Linked DNA regions of Homo sapiens: region 1 is linked to region 2. A link is an interaction called in ENCODE POLR2A ChIA-PET data of the cell type or tissue named here. Cell type or tissue: MCF 10A. All regions are shown on one strand. Each heading gives the region's core, and the rest is flanking DNA. Links, peaks and the distances in the headings are about the cores only.

The links. ChIA-PET counts read pairs that join two places held together with the same protein. Peaks named below come from ENCODE experiments on the same cell type or tissue, not always from the same donor. Only the 100,000 strongest peaks of a DNase experiment are listed, where the experiment ranks them.
Region 1: POLR2A ChIA-PET joins it to region 2 with 8 read pairs; 2 of 35 experiments call an interaction of 5 or more read pairs at or near these places.

What each region holds. Positions count from the first base shown.
Region 1 is chr20:58,062,187-58,067,564 of GRCh38, forward strand. No RefSeq gene overlaps it. Among named protein-coding and RNA genes, the nearest start is that of LINC01742, 61 kb to the left of the region's middle. In MCF 10A, for the core only: no CTCF peak of the experiment used is centred there; no DNase peak of the experiment used is centred there.
Region 2 is chr20:58,124,791-58,130,168 of GRCh38, forward strand. LOC107987284 (a long non-coding RNA gene) reads left to right here and starts at 4,740. Exons shown (of 3, transcript XR_001754693.2): 1 at 4,740-4,812. It overlaps LOC107985434 (a long non-coding RNA gene), which reads right to left. Exons shown (of 3, transcript XR_001754692.2): 3 at 4,809-5,378. In MCF 10A, for the core only: no CTCF peak of the experiment used is centred there; a DNase peak (open chromatin) is centred at 3,091.

The sequences.
Region 1 (5,378 bases), core at 105-5,104, 63 kb before region 2:
GCATAGAGAGAAATTCACAGCATTAAATGTGTGTGTAAGAAAGGAAGAAAGTTCCTAAATCAATGACTTCAGCCTCCACCTTAAGAAAGTAAGGGGAAAAAAGAGAAAATTAACACTACAGTAAGCAGAGAAAAGGAAATAATAAAGCTAGGGACAAAAATCAATGAAACAGAAAACAGAAAAAATCAATCAACAAAAATGAAAACAAAAACTGGATCTTTGAAAGATCAAAAAAAAAGCAAAAGACCTGTAGCCAGATTGAGCAGGAAAAAAAAAAAAGAATACATGAATTACAAATGTCTGAAATTAGAAGGACACATGAGACAAATGAGAAATTCTATAGATTATTTAAAAAATAATAAGAGAATAGAATAAACAACTTCATGCCAATGAATTTGAGAATTTAAATGAAATAACAAAGTTGTTGAAAAATCAAAACTATCAAAGTTCAAGCTACAAGAAATAACCTGAATAGCCCTCTATCTATTAAAGAAATGGAGTTTGCAGTTATAAACCTTATCACAAAAAAAAACTTCAGGTCCATTCACTGGTGAATTGTTCCAAACATTTAAGGGAAAAAAATTTCCAATTCTATCATATTCTTCCAAGACAGTGAGGAGGATGAAATACTCTCCAACAGCCTTTATGAGGCCAGCATGACATCTGAAAACAAAACCAAAGACATTACCGAGAAAAGGAAGATCAATATTTTTTCATTGATGAAAAAATCCTAAGCAAAATGTTGGCAAACCAAACCCAACAATATATAAAAGAGTCTATGTTAGGAAATGTAGAGTTTATCCAAGGAATGCAGGGTTGGTTTAACATTCAAAAATCTATCAATGTAATTCGACATATTCACATTCTGAAAAAGAAAAAAACAAACAAACATGTAATCATTTCAACAGAGGCAAAAAATCCAACAATCATTTCTGATGTTTTAAAAAACTCTCATCAAACTAGGAATAAAAGAGAATTTCTTCTACATGATAAAGGCATCTACGGAAAATGTATTACTAACAACATAGTTAATGGTAGAAGACTGACTACTCTACCCCAAAGATCAGGAACAAAGCAAAGATGTGTGATCTCACTTTGTACTGTATTCAACTTTGTACTGAAAGTTCTAGCTAGTGCAATAAGGCAAGAAAAGTAATAAAAGGCACACAGATAGAAAAGAAAGAAGTAAATTTGTCTTTTTTTCTCAGATTATATGATTGCATAAGTAGAAAATACTAAGGAATCCACCGAAAAAAAGCTAGAAAGAGAGTATCTGGCAATTTCAAAAGATGCAAAGTAAATACAGAAAAATCAATTGCATTTGGACATGCTAGGAGTGGACAATTACAATAGTGGCAAAAATATGAACTACTTAATGGTCAGTTGAATAAAAGATGGGCAGGACCTATCAACTTAAATATACAAAATATTGTAGTAGAAATTAAAGACCTAAATAAATAGAAAAATATAGGTGTTCATGGATTGAAAGACGAGATAATGTTAAGCTTTCAATTCTCCCCAAGTTGATCCGTAGATTCAATGCAATACAATTCTTTTATTTTAAGTGTTTGTTTGTTTGTTTGTTTGTTTGTTTGTTTTTGAAACAGAGTCTCTCCTTCTGTCACGCAGGCTGGAGTACAGTGGCGCAATCTCAGCTCACAGCAAACCCAGTTTTCTGAGTAGCTGGGATTACAGGCGTGCGCCCCCACACCCGACTAATTTTTGTACTTTTAGTAGAAATAGGGTTTCGCTATGTTGGCCAGGCTGGTCTCGAACTCCTGGCCTCAAGTGATCCACCTGCCTTGGCCTCCTAAAGTGCTGGGATTATAGGCGTGAGCCACCGCACCATGCCAATTCAAAAAAATTTTAATCAAAATCCTAGCAGGCTTCTTGTAGAAATGAGCAAGCTAATTCCAAAGTTCATATGGTAATACAAAGGAGCTAGAACAGTCAAAACAACTTTAAAGAAAATGAAGAACAAAGTTGGTGGACTGACACTACCAGATTTCAAAATTTACTAGAAAGCTGCAGTATTCAAGACAGTATGGTATTGGTATAAGATTAGATAAGCAGGTCAATAGAATAAAGTCAAAAAATAAACCTTTAATTATAGAGTCAATTGACTTTTCCCAGTGGTGCCAGGGTCATGTAATGGGACACTTGCACGCCCCTGAGAATGAGCACCTCCTTACATCTAAGCTCCTGGGGGTCTCACTTGTCTCAACCTAGCCCCAGTCCTGCTACTGTGGGATCTTGTAAGTTACGGTGGATGAAAACTCTTACTCTCTTCAGGGTGCATCAGATTGACATCTCACCAAATTGGTTAAACACTCTTGGAAGACTGAGGTGCCATCTCCCACGTCTTGTTCCACAGTTGGGGATCGGTTGACACCAACACTGAATTATTTTATGTCCCCCAAACACACACACATGCAGCCTTTAGGCCTTGCCTCCGTGGCCTCTTCTGAGAAATGGGACCAGTAAAATGGTCCCCTCTTTTCTCAGGCTGCCCAAGAGCCCATTGGCAGTTTTCAATCTCTAGAAAGAGACTCAGCCTCCCCCTGGAAAAGTGCCCAATCCCACAGGCTGGGAAAATGCCTTTGATTCCTCAAGCAGCCTCAAGTAGCAGATGTTGTCATGGCCCCAGTGCTTGGCCCATCTCAGAGGTGCAGCTCCAGGCTGCCACAGGAGACAGTCACTGCCCCCTACAGCATCCTACCCCAAGCACCTGCACTCTCTGCCTGAGTGGAGTGAACTATGCCTCAATGCCATAGCCTCTGGACCCTTCTAGAGAGCAGCCCACATTCTCTTGGACGGACCCCAGAAGGACTGCACTCCAGCTGCCCCCAGCATCGTTATCTCCGTGCGTTGTTTTTCCCTGTCTCTTCCTTCCCGGCTCCTCACCATGCTTCCTGGATCCCATCCCAGATAAACTACTTGTATCTGAAGTTTATCTCAGGTCTGCTAGTGGGGGCACCCAAGCTAAGACACAAGTTTCACTAGCATATTTGGGTATTCCTAGAGAATTGCAACTCATCAAAGCTGAGGGCTGATTTGCTCATTAATATGGGCATCTACTCTAAATTGACACAAGCTGCGAACGTCTCACAGGTTTGTTGAGCTGTAAAGTGGACAGTGTAGCAGCAACCAGGAGAAACCTGAATCCAGATGAAGCGATGTGACCAGGAGAACCACAGTGCCATTGCAGTGGCTGGATTTGATCTTTATGAAGTCATAGTGATCCCTGTTGTGGAACCCAGGTGGGGACATTCAATAAAATCCATCCTCGTGCCACAGTATTCACCCATTTCCTGAAAATGTTCTTTTAAAAGTGAAACAAATGAGCAAAAAGCAACCACCAAAAATATTAGTGATGCTTTACATACTTGCAATTCAAACAGTGGCCCCAGACCAGCCACATTCCCTTCACCTGGGAGCTTGTTAGAATTGTCCCACCCAGACCTGCTGAATCAGACTTTGCTTTTACACAAGATCCAGGTGACTCAGGGGCACATCACAGTTTAGAAAGTGCTGCTCTAAGGGATGTTGGCTTTGCAGAACAGGGCAGTTAATCTACAGGTTCTGGGGTTGAATCCTGGCTCCATCGCTTACTAGCTCTGTGGCTTGCGGCCAGTCCCTTAACCTCTCTGGGCCTCAGTTTCCTCATTGGTTAGGTGCCTACCCCCTAGAGCTGCTATGAGACTTCAATGCAATCATCAATATAAATTGTTTAACACAATACCTGGCATGTACTAAGTGTACACACATTTTAGCTCTTAGCCTGGTCATCCCTGCAGCATGATGAGTAAGCAGTCCTGGTTTTCTGAACAGTACTTGAAAGGTTGTATAATAATAAAATATTTTGGATGTGGAGTGAGTCAAGGGTGAGATTTCTCATCTCAGCTCTATTTAGTGCCAAAAAAGTAACTCCTGCGGCTGAGCCTCTGTTCCCTAGCCAGAAAATGAAAGAGAATCCTTTCCACCTGCAGTTCCCATTCCTGAATGCACACGGTCATCACCTGGGGAGCTGGCAGCATCCTGACACCTGGCTCCACCCCCTGAGATCCTGATGTCACGGCCTAGGGTAGAGCCTAGGCACCTCCCAGAGATTGTCATGATCAACCAATGTTGAGCACGACCTCCTTGGGCTTGTCATGCTGTGGCCACCTCCCATTATAAGAACTCAGGATACAGTAAAAACCCATAGGAGTTTTGAATCTGCAGGATCGTTTTTCAAAGTGTGCACTAACACCCTGATTTATCTTTTATGCAAACTAAATTCCATACACTAAATCCTGATCTATGTGCCCAGTTGTAATGTTTATCTCTATCCCACTGGCAAATCACATTTTTGTCAGCACGGAGCTCATTACACATGGACTTGCTATCTACTGCTCTGCTCCTTTTAGATGGCCTTTGTTCTGCTTTAAAAAAAAAAGAAGTCCTGTTAGTTTTTCCTTGGGATGAACTGCTAAAATATCCCCAAATCCTTTAAGAAAGTCAGGGGAGCAGCCAGGCGCAGTGGCTCGTGTCTATTATCCCAGCACTTTGGGAGTCCGAGGCAGGTGGATCATTTGAGGTCAAGAGTTTGAGACCAGCCTGACTAACATGGTGAAAACCCATCTCTACTAAAAATACAAAAATTAGCTGGGTGTGGTTGCAGGCACCTGTAATCCCATCTACTCAGGAGGCTAAGGCAGGAGCACCACTCGAACCTGGGAGGCAGAGGTTGCAGTGAGCTGAGATCGGGCCACTGCACTCCAGCCTGGGCAATAAGTGAGACCCTGTCTCAAAAAAAAAAAAAGTTGGGGGGGCATAAATCTTAGGAGAATGTAACTATACAATGTAATAATTCATCAGCAGAGTATGTGAATCAATTGTGGAAAAGAATAAGACCATGTCCCAAGTAAATGGACTTGCATATGTAACTTACCACCACAGTTTGATCAATGTGGCTGCCTCCAAGTTTTCTGGCTGCTGAAGGAACTAAGACGATTCTTAATGGACTCTTGCTACAATACCACCAGCGAGTGGAAGACCAACATGTTGAAGGAAGGGCTGGAGGAGGTGATTCCCCAGCACCAGAGCAAGCCCCTTTCAAAACTGCAATGCCCGTCCCTGGCCTGATAGCTTTACCTTCACTCAGGCCCTTCCTTCACCTCCTAAGGACTTTCCAGCTCCCCTAATAACCAGAACTGCCAGATTTATTGAGCAAGTTTATTTTCTATTTTTTGAGTGAATATATTTACTTATTTATTGAGCAAATGAAAATACAGGATGCCCAGTGAAATCTGAATTTCAAATGAACAATGATTTTTAGTATAAATATGGCCCATGAAATATTTGGAACATACTTATACTAAAAAAAGTTTTTTTGC
Region 2 (5,378 bases), core at 263-5,262:
AAACACACAAAAAGCAATTAATCATATAATTTTTGCATAGAAGCGTGGTAAGGTAATAAACAAAGTGCTGTGCCAAAAGCAACCAGGGACGAAAGGCACAGGAGTAGGCTGCTCTGACAAGGTGGTCAAGGAAGCCCTCCCTAGGGAGGTGATATTTGAGCAGAGCTCTGCATAAGACAGAGCCAGATGTGGGAAGATCTGGGCAAGGGGAGGGTAGAACATTCTAGGAAGAGATAATAAGACATGCAAAGGCTCTGAAGCAAGTTCCAGTGCTTTCAATTGAGGATTCAAGGTCAAGTGATTTATTGAAGCTGTGCTGTCAGGAGTTACCAGGAGCAATGGCAGCAAAAGAGAAAAGAGGGAGAGCCAAGCTGAGGAGTGGCAGCAAAAGAGAAAAGAGGGAGAGCCAAGCTGAGGAGTGATTCCAAGTGAAATCCCAGCACAGCCTGGACCCTCAGGGAGCTCTGGGACATAAATTACAACCCAGAGTTTGTTCTGTCTCTAGGTAAAGGAGCTGGATGTTTGTAGTCATACATCAGTCAGTCATTGGCTATGGGACAGAGTTGAAAACAGAGTTCAAGGCAACTGAAGCAGCTACAGCCTATAGATCTGGGCATCAGAAATACGAAAGCAGTGCACATAGAGGCCCCAGGACATACAGTGATGCGTCCTTAGTTGAGGGATAGGCAGTAGGCCTAGCTGAGGTCTACCAGGTAGTAGCTGTTATGTGGTTGAGAGTGGAGATCTATCAGAGGTTGAACAGTACTGGAGATGCAGTTCCGGCCCTCACCAAAGTAGAGAAATCTTACTAACATCTCATTAACACACCGGGTATCCAGCTGAGAGATCATGTTATTCTTAAGAGTACGAACCACATCCTAGAGTAGGACCTATTTGAGAACTTGCCTAACAAAGCCCAAAATCAAGCTCTGACAAAAATCTGCAGGGGATCTGCAGTGTTTAGAGGTGAAGTTTTACTAAATTAGAGAGGCTTGAGAAACACCTTAGGCTTTGCACAGACTCATACCAGCAAAGCATAAAACCAAACCTACAAAAAGTTCAAGAAGATTGCCTGCCAAAACAAGGATCAACACTCTTCAGAGGAAGACAACAGAATCCAGAGTCTATACCCTATTGTTTCCACACTCTCTGAGATTCAACCAAAAACCACTGGAACCACAAAGAAAGATAAAAATGTAACCCATAGGGCAAAAAAAAAAAAAAAAAAAAAAAGAATCTGTCAATAGAAACTGAAACAAGATAGTCTAGATTTTGGACTTAGTAGACAAAACTTTAAAGCAACCTTTATAAAGATGTTAAAAGAATTAAAATAAAATATGGCCTTAATAACAAACCAAATAGGCAATCTCAAGAGCAAAATGTAAATTGTAAAAAAAGAGCCAAATAGAAATTCTAGAACATAAAACTTCAATTAAATTTCAAATTAAAACTTCAAATTAAAAATTTGTCATTCAACATGACAGAAGAGTTAGTAAATGTGAAGATGGATTAATTTAAAAATTATCTAATCTGAAGAAAAGAGAGAAAAGGGATTGAAGAAAAAAATCAGAGTCTCTGATCTGTGGTACAAGATCACACAGTCTAACATATGTGTATCTGGTGTCCCAGAAGGAGAAAAGAATGAGGCTAGAACAGCAAACATATTTGAATAAATAATGGTTAAAACCTTCCAAAGCTGACAGAAAATATAAACGTATAGATCCAAGAGGCTCTGCAAACCCCAAGCAAGATGAACACAAGGAGAAATTCACATGGTCACACCACAGTTAAACTTTTGAAAATGAAAGACAGAAACATCTTGAAAGCAATCAGAAGAAAACAGAGACTTGGGGTTTAGGGAAAGAAGGCTTAGAATGACACTGACATCTCATTTGGAAATAATGGAGGCTAGAAAAACAATGGAATGACATCTTTAAAGTGCTAAAAGAGAACATCTCTCAGATTTGTCTACCCAAAGATCTACCTGGAGAATTTTTTATCCATCGGCTCCCAACCCCCATTGCTGGAGGTTTCCCCTGGGGTGTTCACTCCCCTGCACATTCAGGCTGCACATGTGTGCTTGATGGGCAGGTTCCCACCAGTATTTGCAGCATCCAAGAATCCCTGGGGCGGAGGCATTAGTTAAAGCTACATGGGACACATTGAGGTTAGATGCTAAGATGGTAAGGTGAGTCAAAATGTTCATGGAATCCATGGCAGGCCCAGCTGAAATTATAGGAGAGGCGGGGCTGGGGCTACTATCAGCCCTACTTTGCAAAGGTGAAAATGAATACAAAGAGTGGTTAAATCATACGCCAAGACCCCACGGCTGATAAATGCTAGAGCTGAGTTTAAACTCAGTCTGTCTGGCATTTAAGCTCTCAGACATACCCCCACACTGACTCTTAAGATGCACCGCACAGTCATTATCACACAGGTATATACGGCATGCTCAGACCTCTGCACATACACCCAAGGCCACTGTGTTCACACACAGAGATGTTTCACTGCATGTGCACTGCCATGCTATTGCTTTTTTTTCTTCTTTTTCTTTTTTTTTTTTTTTTTTTTGAGACAGAGTCTTCCTCTGTCTCCCAGGCTGGAGTGCAACCTCCGCCTCCCAGGTTCAAGAGATTCTCCTGCCTCAGCCTCCTGAGTAGCTGGGATTACAGGCACCTGCCACAACATCCAGCTAATTTTTGTATTTTTAGTAGAGATGGGGTTTTGCCATGTTGGCCAGGCTGGTCTCGAACTCCTGATCTCAGGCGATCCGCCCACCTTGGCCTCCCAAAGTGCTGGGATTACAGGTGTGCACCACCGCACCCGGCCTGCCACACTGTTTCTACAGACACACATTCGTGTACACACACACACACACACACACACACAAAGCCAGGGACATGTGCATGTCTGTATTCATGCATGAATATAGCAAAAGCATTTTCATTAGGGAAACATTCCAGCTTTTTCCTGGCTCTGAAGACAATGTAATTGGGCTTGCCACAGGTGGAAGATGGGAGCTACTCTGCCCGCAGGCAGAAGGCCTCCCCACTCCCTCTTCCTCCCAGCTTGATGTGGTTAGCTAATCACTGCCAAGGATGTTATTCACTTCCCTCAGGGGCGGCCCCTCACACAGACCTCTCCTTTGTCTCACTCACCCCTGGAAATCTGCCCACCTCCACTCTCAGCCTCACATGTACTTTCCTGAGATCTCCGGCTCTGTCTGTCACCAGCACAGTGGGGATGAAATTCATTATTCTAAACTCTCGAGTCTCAGCCACGCTCTGGCAGCTGGACGGGTGGCAAGGGAAATGCCTTACTGCTGGCTTCATTGTTTCACGGAACTTGGTCATGGTCTCAGAGGTGCAGCCTCTTTTCTCCTGTTGGTTCCACCAAAAAAGGGGCCTCCAGAGGCAGTCCATGTGAGCTGGACAAGTGACTGCTCCCAAAATTCCAAAGCCCTCCTTTTTCCAATTCTTTGTGAGCTATAGCATGAAGATGGGGATTTTGTCATGCATTTATTCAGTGAACATATCTGAGCATCTACTGTGTACCAGGCACTGGGGTTCTAGCAGGGTCCATTTATGTTCTTTCACTCTCAGTACCAAGCCCAGTGCTTGGCATATGGTAGGTGCATAATTTACATTTGTTGGATGGATGGATGGATTGATGACAGACAGATGAATGTATGAATGTGCAGATGGATGGATGGATGGGTAGGTGGGGAGGTGGGTGGATGGATGTGTGGAATAAGCTCTACACAGAAGGGTGTAGGCTTATAAAGAAGATATAGTTGCCATCTCAAAGGTGTCCATCCTCTAGGAAGACTTTGCTTATGCCACCCTATACTGTAGTTACACAAGTGGAAGGAGCAAGGGATGGGAGTAGGAAGAGAGAGTTAGGGAGGCAGGTGTTACATCTGGCTGGGGCATTTCAGGCAGAACATTAGGGGAAACCCTTCCCAACCACCTCAAGTCCAGCAGGAGAAGCAGTGCCCATCCCGACACTTCATGAAAATAATCAGCCCAAGCGTCCTTGTTAGGGGTGACCACAGGGCCTCAGGGGCCCCTGGGGTGGGCCCTGTCATCATCTGGTTAGGCCAAGGTGCCTTCAGAACAGCAATGCTTCAAGGTGTCCACCGAGGCAGTGGGTCCACTGTGCTTTAGCAGGTCACGGCAGGTGGACACACTTCAGAGTGCCCACTTCATCAGGCCACCCCACTGCAGAATCCTCAGCCCACTGGGCTTCAGCCTCCACATGCCGCCTTTCAGCTCATGCATCATGCACCCCTCTTCCATGTGGGCCCCTCCTTCCCCACCTGCACACGTCCTCAGCAGGTGCACACCAAATCAGGTGCTGTCAGTGCCTAGACCCACCTAATCAGATCCAGTTCCAGCCCACCCTGGACACAGAAAGCCAGGCCAGATCCACTGCCTTAAAATCCAGTCTCATTTTTAGTAACTGGAACACTGAGGCAGGTGGGTGCCTCCCAGGGCCCTCCCGTGTCCCGGTAGAATGGCTGGAGACCGAGTGTCCCCATACATGGATGGCGCAGCCACATTCAGCTGAGGATTGGAACCTGCTCAAAATGTTTGTTTCCTGTTTAATCGGTGGTAATAAAAAGTCATGGATTCCAACCAAAATACATTCCACTCCTTCAGCCCTGGTTTGTCAAAATTGCTTCTCTCTGAAGCTCCAACCTCAGGGCTGTGGGAGCCTGTGGTTGACTGGCAGGCTGATCGCGCACAATATCATATCGGGTCAGAATCACCCCATTGGCCTCCACCTGCCAACCTTGGAAAGAAATTCAAGGTAAGGACAAGTGAGTCTAAAAGTGCAGCTCTTCCTCCCAATCCCTCTCAAAACTCAAGTTTTGACTTCTGAGCTGTGAATAAGGATCTCATTGAGCCAAAGTTCCTTAAGGTTTTTTGCTGCACCCACAGGGGATCGTGTGCAGGCTAGGAGGGTTGCCATGGAACTTCAGCAGCCAACCACGAGGAAGGGAGGGGGAGCTGCCGCCCAAGCAGAGGCCCCCACTTCTGGCTGGGGGCCTGCCTGGCCCTCCGCAGCCGTCTCCAGCGCTCTCCTCTCATCTGGCCCAGTTCAGGCCTGCGCCACCAGCTGCAGACAGCCTGGCCTCCCGGGGTCCCACCCACCACTCACTCACCTCCATCTCAGGACAGCCCGTCTTGGCGCCACCCCACCCTGTCCCCTGCTCCCCTGTTGCCTCCATGACCACATCTTTCCTTTCCTACAACACACAGAGCACCGCTAGGGCAGGGACTAAGATCTTTCTCCTCTCCCTTTGGATTTAACTGACAAATGCGCCTTGGATTTCTAAGCCGATTCCCTGAGGGCTTGTGCCGCATGTATAAATC